Regions from separate parts of the Homo sapiens genome. Here region 2 is linked to region 1. Evidence: read pairs that join two places in POLR2A ChIA-PET (ENCODE). Cell type or tissue: PC-9. All regions are shown on one strand. Each heading gives the region's core, and the rest is flanking DNA. Links, peaks and the distances in the headings are about the cores only.

What was found. Peaks named below come from ENCODE experiments on the same cell type or tissue, not always from the same donor. Only the 100,000 strongest peaks of a DNase experiment are listed, where the experiment ranks them.
Region 2: POLR2A ChIA-PET joins it to region 1 with 16 read pairs; 1 of 35 experiments calls an interaction of 5 or more read pairs at or near these places.

What each region holds. Positions count from the first base shown.
Region 1 is chr11:68,523,630-68,529,882 of GRCh38, reverse strand. All of the region lies in intron 2 of PPP6R3 (protein phosphatase 6 regulatory subunit 3), which reads right to left. Among named protein-coding and RNA genes, the nearest start is that of PPP6R3, 66 kb to the right of the region's middle. In PC-9, for the core only: no CTCF peak of the experiment used is centred there; a DNase peak (open chromatin) is centred at 3,742.
Region 2 is chr11:68,086,906-68,091,905 of GRCh38, reverse strand. The region is part of intron 2 of CHKA (choline kinase alpha); the gene reads left to right. Among named protein-coding and RNA genes, the nearest start is that of CHKA, 32 kb to the left of the region's middle. In PC-9, for the core only: no CTCF peak of the experiment used is centred there; no DNase peak of the experiment used is centred there; H3K27ac peaks cover 1,788 bases.

The DNA of each region.
Region 1 (6,253 bases), core at 773-5,772:
CATCTCCTTCCACAGCTACAATCACTAACGATGTTTTCCACACAAGGGCCAATGTGGGGTAGGTAAGAAGAGGTTATAGGCCATGTTTTTCCTCTTTTTTAAAATAGAAATATACAGGAGATATCATGTATATTCTTGAAATGTAACAACTTGGGCAGATATTCTTCAACTCAAAAAAGTAGATCACAAGAAAACGAGAACTGTTTTGTAGCCTCTAATACCTAGAAACATTTATAGCAATAACAAGAAAGTTTTCAAATCCTTCATCTTGAAATAATGCAAAGAGCTAGATCTTGCATCAAGAGGCACAGGTGGGTCATCACTGGTTTAGACTTAAGGAGCCAAATTTAAAAACAGATGCATGCCGGCTGGGCGCGGTGGCTCACACCTGTAATCCCAGCACTTTGGGCAGCTGAGGTGGGTGGATCATGAGGTCAGGAGTTCAAGACCAGCCTGGCCAAGATGGTGAAACTCCATCTCTACTAAAAATACAAAAATTAGCCGGGCACAATGGCAGTCGCCTGTAATCCCAGCTACTTGGGAGGTTGAGGCAGGAGAATCACTTGAACCCGGTTGGCAGAGGTTGCAGTGAGCCGAGATTGTGCCACTGCACTCCAGCCTGGGAGACAGAGTGAGACTCCATCTGGAAAAACACACACACACACACCCAAAAACAGGTACATATCTCTGAGAATTGATTTCATTTTATAAGCTAATTCAAAATATATTTTCAGAAGAAGGAACAATGCCTAGGCCACTCGAAAATGTTGGGAAACAAAGATACTTGATTAATGTGGACAAAAAACTAGAATTCTCACTCAACCTCTAGAAAACAGACCTCACAGCATCCCTTGATTATTCCATAAGCGGCAGACGTGTTTACACCGAACCTCTGGCCGAGTTTATAAGCAGGCTGGGGAACAGGATGTACTCAACCACCAAGCTGAGGCAAGGCTGTTCATACTGGCTCATCTACTGATGCAGTGTCCAGACACCTGGAGGCTGAGGACTTCCTTCTAGGCTTGGATTCACCCATGCAGGAAGCTTAGTTGAACAGTGCCTGACAAGACCCAAATGTGAAACTATGGGCTCCAGGAGGGTCTGGTGACTGCTTCCAGGCATGCTGAAAGCTGCATGCCACTAAGAAGGGGCCAGGGAGGAAAGTGTCTATTAACAGGAAAAAGCAGAGTCACTCCCACGGAAGTTATCTCTTAGTGTTGTAAGTTAATGAGAAACTCTTCCCCCTGACAGCAAAGCTCAATGCCCAGGGAAATTTTCACAAGAAGGGGCAGAAACATGGAACACAAAGGAGTAAAAGCAGCTGGTCTTTAAAAGCAGCTCTCAATAACTTCTAAGGAAAAAGACCACAAAACACAGAAAGTTCACGCAGTAGCTGTTTCTCCATTCTTAGTGAAGTGTCAATTTCATAAAGGTGCAGCCCCCCCCCCCACACACACAAATTAAATCAAATATCAGGTGCCTACTAGAGTCAATATATTTCTTTAGAGAAGAGGGTAATACAAACTCAAACCCAGTTTTATCGTATCTCTGCAACTGCTTCTTCCAAAGAAGGTGTCAAAAGCAATCAGCTTTCTACCACCCAGGTATTCCAGAATCTTTTCCAGTTTCAACTTGAAACTGCTTTGATATTTCAAGCATTTCTTTGAGAATAAAGGAATCAAATCCATTTAATATGCTATATTAATCAACAGGTATTAAAGTATTAATATGAATTATGCTAAGGAATACAGGAGTAATATGACAGATGGTCCCTAAAGCCTTGAAAAATACAATAAAATTGAGAACAGAGAAAACAGAGACAGGCAGGCATACATTTCAACCTTGTTCCACAGAAAGGTAGCTCAAGGGAGGACAACCTGGCCAAAAATGCCTCATTATATATCAAGCCTAAGTTGAGCCTCAAAATACAGGGAGCATTTAGGAGGTGATGAATGGAGCTGCATAACATATTCCAGGCCAGGCGACGCCTCCCTGAAAGCAGTGGACAGGAAGACCCAGTAGCTTCAGGAGTCACAGCAGTGAGAAGGCCCTGAGGACAACAGGAAGGAGGAGCCTTTGGGTAGGTGGTAGGATTAGGTTGGCAACACAAGGCCAGACCACAAAGGGCTGTGTGTGAATGCACGGCACTGTGCAGGCTTGCTGCAGAAGCAGACAGATCCAGTGAGTTTTAACTGAGGAAAGTATGCATTAAAATATCTACAGCAGAGATTCAACAAAGTATTTTAATAACATAGAACAATTCTGAACAAAAGCAGACATTGGAAGTGACGTGGAGATGACACTGATGCTGTGGTTAGTACACTCTCAACAGAGTTCGTATTTCCTACAAAGGTGAAGGACAGAGGGAAGAGGACAAACCTCTTTTGGGTCTGGCCAGGTGTGAATATGACTTAAATATGGGACAGGAAAGAAGGGGATGAAGGTAAGACGCCTGAGGTGGGGCACTGTAGAGACTGGTCACGGTGCTAAGACAGACACTGGAGTCTGCAAGAGCAGATCTGGAGTGTGAATGCGTTAACTGTCAACAATGTGAAAGACAGATTGGAGAGGGGTGAGCCTAATGAAGAGGGGCCCACCGGAGCAGAAAATGATGCCTTGCAATGGCCTCTACGTTCAAAGCCAAGGTATCCGCTACAAGATTTCACACTAAATGACCATTACTTCTCCAATGTCACCAGCATTCTGCCTCCTCCAAGTCTAATTTCCACTTTTTCTTCATTCTGGAGCTGTACTTTGGTGTCAAATGATACAAATTTATACTTGCCTTTAGAATTCTAAGCTGTCTGGGAAATACACAACCCTCAGAAGGCAAATGTCTATATATACACCCTGTACTAACTCCAAATACACTGCTAAGATGCTAACAGCAAGACAAGATGTACAACCTTATCATTCACTTCACTTTTTTAAAGTCAACCACCAACCAAAAAATCCAGCCTTACTTTTGTCAACTAGTTCAAATTAAAGCAACTACAGTAACGTGTTCCTCTACAAATTCTCATTATGAAACCTTGAATGTACAGGAATTTCTGTGCCTATTTTCCACAATTTCAAAAACTTCAGTCCAAGTATATGCAAAGCATGGGTTATTTCTACTACGAACAAGTTTCATTGAAGTGAGACTGAGGGGTTGTGTGGGGAAAGGCAAGTAATAAGGATGGCACAATGGTAGTCGAGTTTTTGCCAGTTGTCTTCTTAAGAGATGAAGGAAACCGAGGAGAGGCAAGGAACACCCAGCTGGTTCCAGATGCACGTGTGCATGCTGGAGGTGAGGGTGTGTGAATAGAGGTAAGATGGTATGATAAAAGCCAACGTTAGCCAGGCCCAGTGGCTCACATCTGTAATCTCAGCACTTTGGAGGGGACAGTGGTAGGTGGATCACTTTAGTCCAGGAGTTCAAGATCAGCCTAGGCAACAAAGGGAGATCTTGTCTCCACCACAGAAAGTACAAAAAATCAGTCGGGCATGGTGGTGCACACCTGTAGTCCTAGCTACTCAGGAGGCTGAGGTGGGAGGATCACTTGAGCCTGGGAAGCAGAGATCACGCCACTGCACTCCAGCCTGGCTGACAGAGTAAGACCCTGTCTCAAAATTTAAAAAAAAAAAAATGTAAGTCAAAGTAAAATCAGTAAATTCTCATAGGCCCTAGAAAGGTTTCCCATCTGAAGCATCCAAGATTCTTGGAATTTCTGAAACTGGGCAGGATTCCAAGAGCGAACAAATGAGTCAAACATCAGAAAGGAAGCAACAGGTAACTGGAGGAGAGTAGGAAACATGGTTATGACTGGCATGGCTATTTGCAACAACACAAAAAGTTTCTAAGTCTCCAAAACTGAAGAGATACGAGGTGGTCCTCAGCAAATGAAAAATGGTGAAACTGCTTGGCTAGAAAGGGAATTCTATACTAACGTGGTGAAGGCAAAGCTTGGAAAATCCAAGTCAGTGTGGTTTGTATTAAGTGAAACCCAGTTATGTGCCATTTATAACTCACCCAACTTGAGGTAAGTGACAATGGTCATTTATTATTCAAATATCTTACAGACAAGGTACCCAAAGAAAATGGCCTTTCCTAATCAAGTAGAAATTCAGGAGCACACTGAGATGCTTTTGGCAAATGGTCAAAAAGAAGCAGTCTTCAGATTAAGAGCTATCAAATTCTATAATGAAAGACAGATTGGCAACTTAGTCACAAAAAAATCTTTCAAAAGCCCGTTTTTTTAAAGTTTTAGCTATTATCGTCAATCTTCCTTCCCTAGCAAACTTTGATCAGACTGTATATAACCCTGAAGTATTCAGGGCTATCTCAACAGCTTCAGGCTAGCAGCAATAAACTGTTAACCTTCAGGAAGTTCTTTCTTTTGTAAATGTTTTACAGTATGCAACCTAACGTGCAAGAAAAATTAAAGTAGATTCATAGACTACTGAGACTGCTCAGGAATAAAAGCTCAACAGAGAATGGTCTTTATAGCTCCTTATGAAAAACAATCTTCAATCTCTCCTAGCTATTCCACAATCACATTAACTGTCTGGACACTGCAACTTTATATAAAGGTGGAAACATAATTTTTAACAGCAGCTACCAATTATTAGGTGCCTACCATACTGCCAGACTCTGGGCTTCATGCTTTTAGATACAAGATACTTCATACCTTCAAGGTTTTGTTCTCATTTTGCAGATGGAAAAAAACTAAAATTCTGAGAGTTCAAATGACTTACTACTGAAGACCAGAGCTAGTAAACATGCTAGCAGAAATGGGACACAAACCCAGGTCTGACTAGCTCCAAAGTGTGCACTTTTCCTAGTCAAAGAAGCAGTCATCAAGAGCATGACCCCAGCCCAGCCAGCTGTGTGTGGCCTCAGCTTGTAGAAGGCAGCAACGGCAGGTCAGCCTTGCAATCCAATGGCTCTCAGGACAAGTTCAGGAAGAGGAACCATGTGCCTCTGTGCACAGGGTGGAGAATCACTTCCCAGACAAGACAACTGGGCATTCAGCCTGAAGAGCTCTGGACAAGCTCAGCTCTTGTGGCCAGGGGCTCTGATGGCATGGATTCACAGGATGCCACAGGCTTGTCAAAATGCACAGAAAACACAAAGCTAAGAGGAAGAGCTAATAATGGGTAAGTCAGCAGTCACACTGTTTGACACAACGAAACAAGAAAAATTTATTTAACATGAATGAATATAAAGTCCTTTTCAGACAAAAACTGAAAAACAAGATAGGAAGAATGCCAGGGAGAAGAAAACTGCTGAAGTGAAGAAAAGAAACAAAAAAGTCCAAAGATTTCAGTTCATTATAAGTCCAATAGAAAGTTCTAATATTACGATGTAACTAATAAGCAAAGAAATCCCAGAATATAGTAACAGATAAATAATGTCTAGGACCAGAGGAGAAATTAATCCCACTGTGGACTGCCCTGAGCACATCACGTCACACCAGGAAATAGCATATCCTGTTCTGAAGGAAAACAAAGAGTCTGGCAACCACATGGCATCCAAAGAGATGGCCAGGACAGCAGAAAGGCTCACTACCTGGAGGGATAAAGTAACTACCTTTGAATATATTTAAAAGCTTAGAAGAGAAGACCTGTCTTGTACTGTACCCAAGGATGAAATAAGAACCAGTAAGTAAAAAGTGCAAATTATCTACAAGCAATAGAAGCAAAACTTGCTAAAGATGAGGTCTGTGGCTTCATGAGAGGCCCCTCAATTGGAGGCGCCCTGGCAAAGCCTGAATGATTTTCTATAGGAACAGAAGGAGTTCCTGTTCTGGACAGGAAGGTTGTACTAAATGATTAACATGCTGTTTTATAAATCTCAAAATCCATTGGATATAAAAGGTACAATACATGGCTACATTTGGGCTGACATGGAGCTCCAGTAAGAAAATAGAAAAGATTATGTAACCTTCCAGATGCTTAGTGGGTTGAACCCCACGCATTCTCCACTGCTCTGGAAACTCTAGTAACACAACAAAATAAAGGACAAAGGAGAAAAAAGGAAACTACAGCCAAGAACGCCAACAATTCATGAAAAGACAAAAAACTTAAACGATTTAGGAAGTCCAATATTCAAATAAAAGAAGTTTTAGAATAACATATTATAATCTATCACCCACCTCTTGGCCAAGAGAAAAAAAAAAGGGGGGGGGGGGGGCAGGGGGGCATGGGTAGGAAATAGAAGAAAGCAATTCTCCCAGAGCTTAACAAATGTGGCTCTCCTTAGGGCCTGCAC
Region 2 (5,000 bases), core at 1-5,000, 440 kb after region 1:
CTTCTTTCCATTTCTCTTCCTTGTTTTTAGCTTTTGAACATTTTACCTCTGTGAGAATCAGAGGTGGTAACATTTTACACGTTCTTTGATCAGCAAATGATTTACAGGTGACTTGGTTTAAAATAACTAGATGATTCTCAACTTTCTCATTTTTCTTCATCTTGGCATTATAAGATGTCTGATTTCCTTTATTTCCATAGTGACACTGAAATGACTGCTCTTTGGTACAGTTCTCTAAGGGTTAAGTGCCAGAAAGCCAAGGTAAAACTTTCTGATTGGGTTCAGCTCCACAGCTTCTGTCCCACAAACATCTGTCTCTTCTAGCCCCTATTTCTATCTAAGATGAGACGGAAACAAACTTCCTGACTGTATCCTGGAGTTTTTGTTTAGTATTTGTGTTAGTTTTAGGGTGCTTATGAAAATTCCTGTGTTTGGCAAGGTCAAGAATGGGTCCTTTTGAAAATATGAACAAGATAAGACACACACAACTATACAATATTATTTGTAGGAAATTATTAAACATAAAAATATTGGTCTGATCTTAATGCATGTGAGTATAATTTAGCGTCTGTTTTACATAGACTGTCTTTAATTTTAATGGAAATGAGATTATTTTCATTAGCTACATAGATTATGAAAACCAAACTCAACTGTAAAACTACCCTGAACTAAAGGAGGATAATTTAATAGAAGTTTTGAGAAGTAATAGTTCAGCCTTTGCATTGTGGAAAGAGATAGAATTGCTAGAAGAGAGCGTAAATGTATAAAATTAGCTATAAATGTAACTTGATTTTTTTCCTTTCTGATACTGGGAAGGAACATGAGCTCTGCAACGTCCAGTAGCAGCCTTTTCAGAGAAGCAAGTTTGGCTGATTACAAATAACCAGTTTGCTTATTTATCATGAATTGTGGAAGACACAAATGTCAGTACGTATTGTTCATTCAATGTAACCTGTGCCAGTTGGCGGAAGTCTCAGAGGATTGCTTTGTCCCTTCCTCTGTCAGAACAGTGACTCTGTGTTAAGCCACTTCCTTCTGTGCATGAGTGGAGAGATTTGGCCTCACCGTTATGAGCGGTCTCACAGGCATGAACGTTTATAATACACATCAAAGATCTCTCTTGAATGTTGTCTGGAAAATTGTTTTTGTTTGTTTTTTGAGTAATAGAAGGCTAATATTAGTGCTTGTTTGAGTACTAACCATAATAAAGGCATCAAGGCACAACGCAGATATGTATTAGCAACTTAAAAGAGTCAAATTTGAGACACTGTCCTTTTTAAATCTAGAAAACAAATGTCTTCCTCCCTATTTTCTCTTAGCCCCAGTTTAATTAAAAATTAAGCCACAATAAAATATGGAATAACTCATAAATAGTTAATATTAAACTACCAGCTACTGAGAAATCAGCTGCTAAAACCTATTTCTTTATGTTACTAAGGTCACACCATGCAAAGACCAGCATTGCTGGTACTCCTTGAAGGAGTCATGTCCCTGGTAACTGAATTCTATGAATTGCCACTGTTTTCCTCATTGTGTTAGGATCATTAGGAATTTAAGTTGTTCTGTTCACTCTGCTTTAAAAAAATTCCCTTATACTTTTGAGTATGGTTTAATTCTGTGTTCCTAAGGCAGTCAAAACTTCCTTCTCAGAAGTAAAACATTTTTCTAGTGTTGTGCGTTCCCATTTGGTCTAACCTAATATTTCTTTAGCTGATACTCTCCCAAGATAGTTGCCAAATTACTACCAATAGTCCTTCCATACCTGCTTTGGTGCCTTCTTTTGATAACCAAATAAACCACAGACTACTATGTCTAATTTTTACATATTCAGAGTGTCTTTGTCTTGCTGGTATTAAATGTTTGGGATTTATAGCATGAAGCCAATGCGGATTTCTGGTCCATGGAACGATGGTTTGACCGCAGCCCACCCCTCTTTGGGAAGGAATGTCTTTATGTTGGGTGGAGTGAAGGGCGTTGGGGGTAATGTACCACTTTAGCTGTATGTGCATGTGTTCTCTGCTGCAGGCTTGTCCATGCGATCGTGCCTGGAGCACTCTGGTTTCCAGGTGACAGACACGATTCACGGTATAGTATGAGACCTCTGAAGTTGGAGCATTCTCTACAGCTTTAATTTCTTTCTTTTAGTTCTTGGATTCAAGAATTGCTTTTAAAAAAGAAAGTTGTAATGCTTGTTAAGTAGCACCAGCTACAGTTTGTGCTGTGCTTAAAGAGGTACAGTGATTAAGATTTCAGAATGTTGTGTAATAAATATATCACTTATTTTTTTTGTCCAAAGCAAATCAGATTCCTTTCTTCTGTTTCCTCAGTAGAAAATGACAAACATTTAGGAATTTTAGAAATTTATGGGCCTCAACTTGATAACTTAATTGAAGTAATCAAGTTCTTCCTTCATATCACTTCCAGCATTAAGGAGACACCATATATATTTTGATATTTTGGTCAGAATTAGAAACAAACCTTCTTCTTTGTCCTTACCAGTCAGTATACTTTCATATGTCTTAGCTGGGTACCTGAGACCTTAGGGAGCTCTGCAGTGCTGACTTGATGTAGTGAAGGCACACTTCCCGTAAAAGTGTTGCTTGCAAGTCAACCTTTGGGATACTTAGAGGGAGGGTATTTTATTTAGTCTTGGAAGTCTGAGGAGTGTTGGGTCAGCAGGTTGCCCTAGATCAGACATAGATTTTGAGAAGGTCCTGAAATAGGCCTTTTTAAAACCTGGGCTTCCACTCACCTGTCTTTCTGCTGGCTTGTGTTGCCTAAAGTGTTTTAGAAGTTCTAGTTTCCTACGGATATTCATCAAGTCATCCAATTTTGAAATTATTAATGTCCAAAAAGATCAAGGTGTTTTAGGCTGGTCCTTGGGATAATTGAAGACACTCTAGAGACTACCATAAAATGTTAGAAATCACTTATCTGTTTAAATTCTTGTAATTCATATGTGCTTATTAAATAATCACATAAGCTATACTTTAAATCATTGCATTGAGATCTCACATTTTAATGTGTTCTGTAAAATGTTTTCAGAAAGTGCTAAAAGTGGCCGGGCATAGTGGCTCACACCTGTAATCCCAGCACTTTGGGAGGCTGAGGCGAGTTGGATCACTGAGGTCAGGAGTTCGAGAAAGAATGCTGTAAGAAACCATAAAAGCAAGAAATACGGGATGATTTCATTTTTTTTCATAGAAATCAGGAAGAAGTAAGGTTAGGGTCCATGATAACTCTGAGAAGAAAACATATTGCCAAGAAAATATACTGCAAAATGTTAATTGAAAGAGTCACATAACTCTTTCAATTCTATAGAATTGAACACATTCTATAGAGTCATGGTTCTCATGCTTTTTCCTGCCCCACCTCTCCTGAGATGGAACATAGCTTCATCATCAACAGGGACTTGGCAGGCCAGGGATTATAACAGATGCCACCCCTGTATTAAAAATTATTTCTCTCCTAGAGGGTTGAGTGTGGTGAGATAACCAGGGTGGGTATTAAGGGTCTCCGAAGCCACAGGCTACACAGTAAAGAAGTTCATGCCACTCCAAGACCAAATGGGCATCACAGCTACTGAATTGAATCCGAATGATGCACCATATCCTCCTATTCTCAGGGTGAATACGATGACCTGGGAGTTGTTTCAGTACTCAGCTCAGGAAGATAATACCAGATTAGTAGAAAGATGGATTATTTTCCGAGACCAAAATTTACATATCCTAGAAACTGAGGAAACTGAGTCTAGCTAACAGTAGGAATTTTTTTTTTTTTTTTTTTTTTTTTTTTGAGACAGCCTCCCACTGTCGCCCAAGCTAGAGTGCAATGGCGTGATCTTAGCTCGCGGCAACCTCTGCCTCTCAGGTTCAAGCGATTCTTATGCCTCAGTCCCCTGAGTAGCTGGGATTACAGGCATGTGCCACTATACCTGACTAATTTTTGTATTTTAAGTAGAGACAGGGTTTCACCATGTTGGTCAGGCTGGTCTCAAATTCCCAACCTCAGGTGATCCACCCACCTCGGCCTCCCAACGTGCTGGGATTACAGGCGTGAGCCACTGCACCCAGACAGGATTATTCTTACTTATTTATTTATAGGTCTCAAAGCATTTTTAAAAGGTCACAATCAATCTACCGTTTTATGTAAAGCCTTTAAAAGAGACAGTAAGCTGAATGATCCATTTAGTTATTTTTTGGTGAGGAAGGGGTGGTAGGAAGAAGAGAATGTCATCCATGTTTCTTAATTTTCTTTTTTTGTGTGTATTTTTCTTTTTTTCTATTAAAAAATGGATGGCACAATTTTTTTTCTATAAAAAACCTGTACTCTTATTTATATATCATTTTAGTTCAGCAGCCACCATTATATTTAACATAGTACCTATTTCTATTCTATATTATGATTTTTTTGTGTGTGTGTGTGAGATGAAGTCTCACTCTATTGCCCAGGCTGGAGTGCAGTGGTGTGATCTTGGCTCACTACAATCTCTGCCTCCCAGGTTCAAGCGATTCTCCCGCCTCAGCCTTCCAAGTAGCTGAGATTACAGGCACTTGCCACCAGACCCGGCTAATTTTTTTGTATTTTTAGTAGAGATTGGGTTTCACCATGTTGGCCAGGATGGTTTTGAACTCCTGACCTCAAATGATCCGCCCCCCTCAACCTCCCAAAGTGCTAAGGTTACCAATGTGAGCCACCATGCCTGGCTCATATTATATTATCCATAATTGATAATGATTTCGTTTCTTAAATAGCATTTCCAATTTATTTTGCTATTGATGACATGCTATTCTTTGTAGCTGATTCATCACTTTTTAAAATCTGTCTCACAGCAGCTCATGTAGTATTGGACGTTTAAAGATACTTTGAAGATAAATGTTTTGGGTGTTAAAGATGTTTTAAATGACATTTTTTTTTTTTGAGACGGAGTCTCGCTCTGTCGCCCAGGCTGGAGTGAAGTGGCACGATCTCTGCTCACTGCAAGCTCCGCCTCCCGGGTT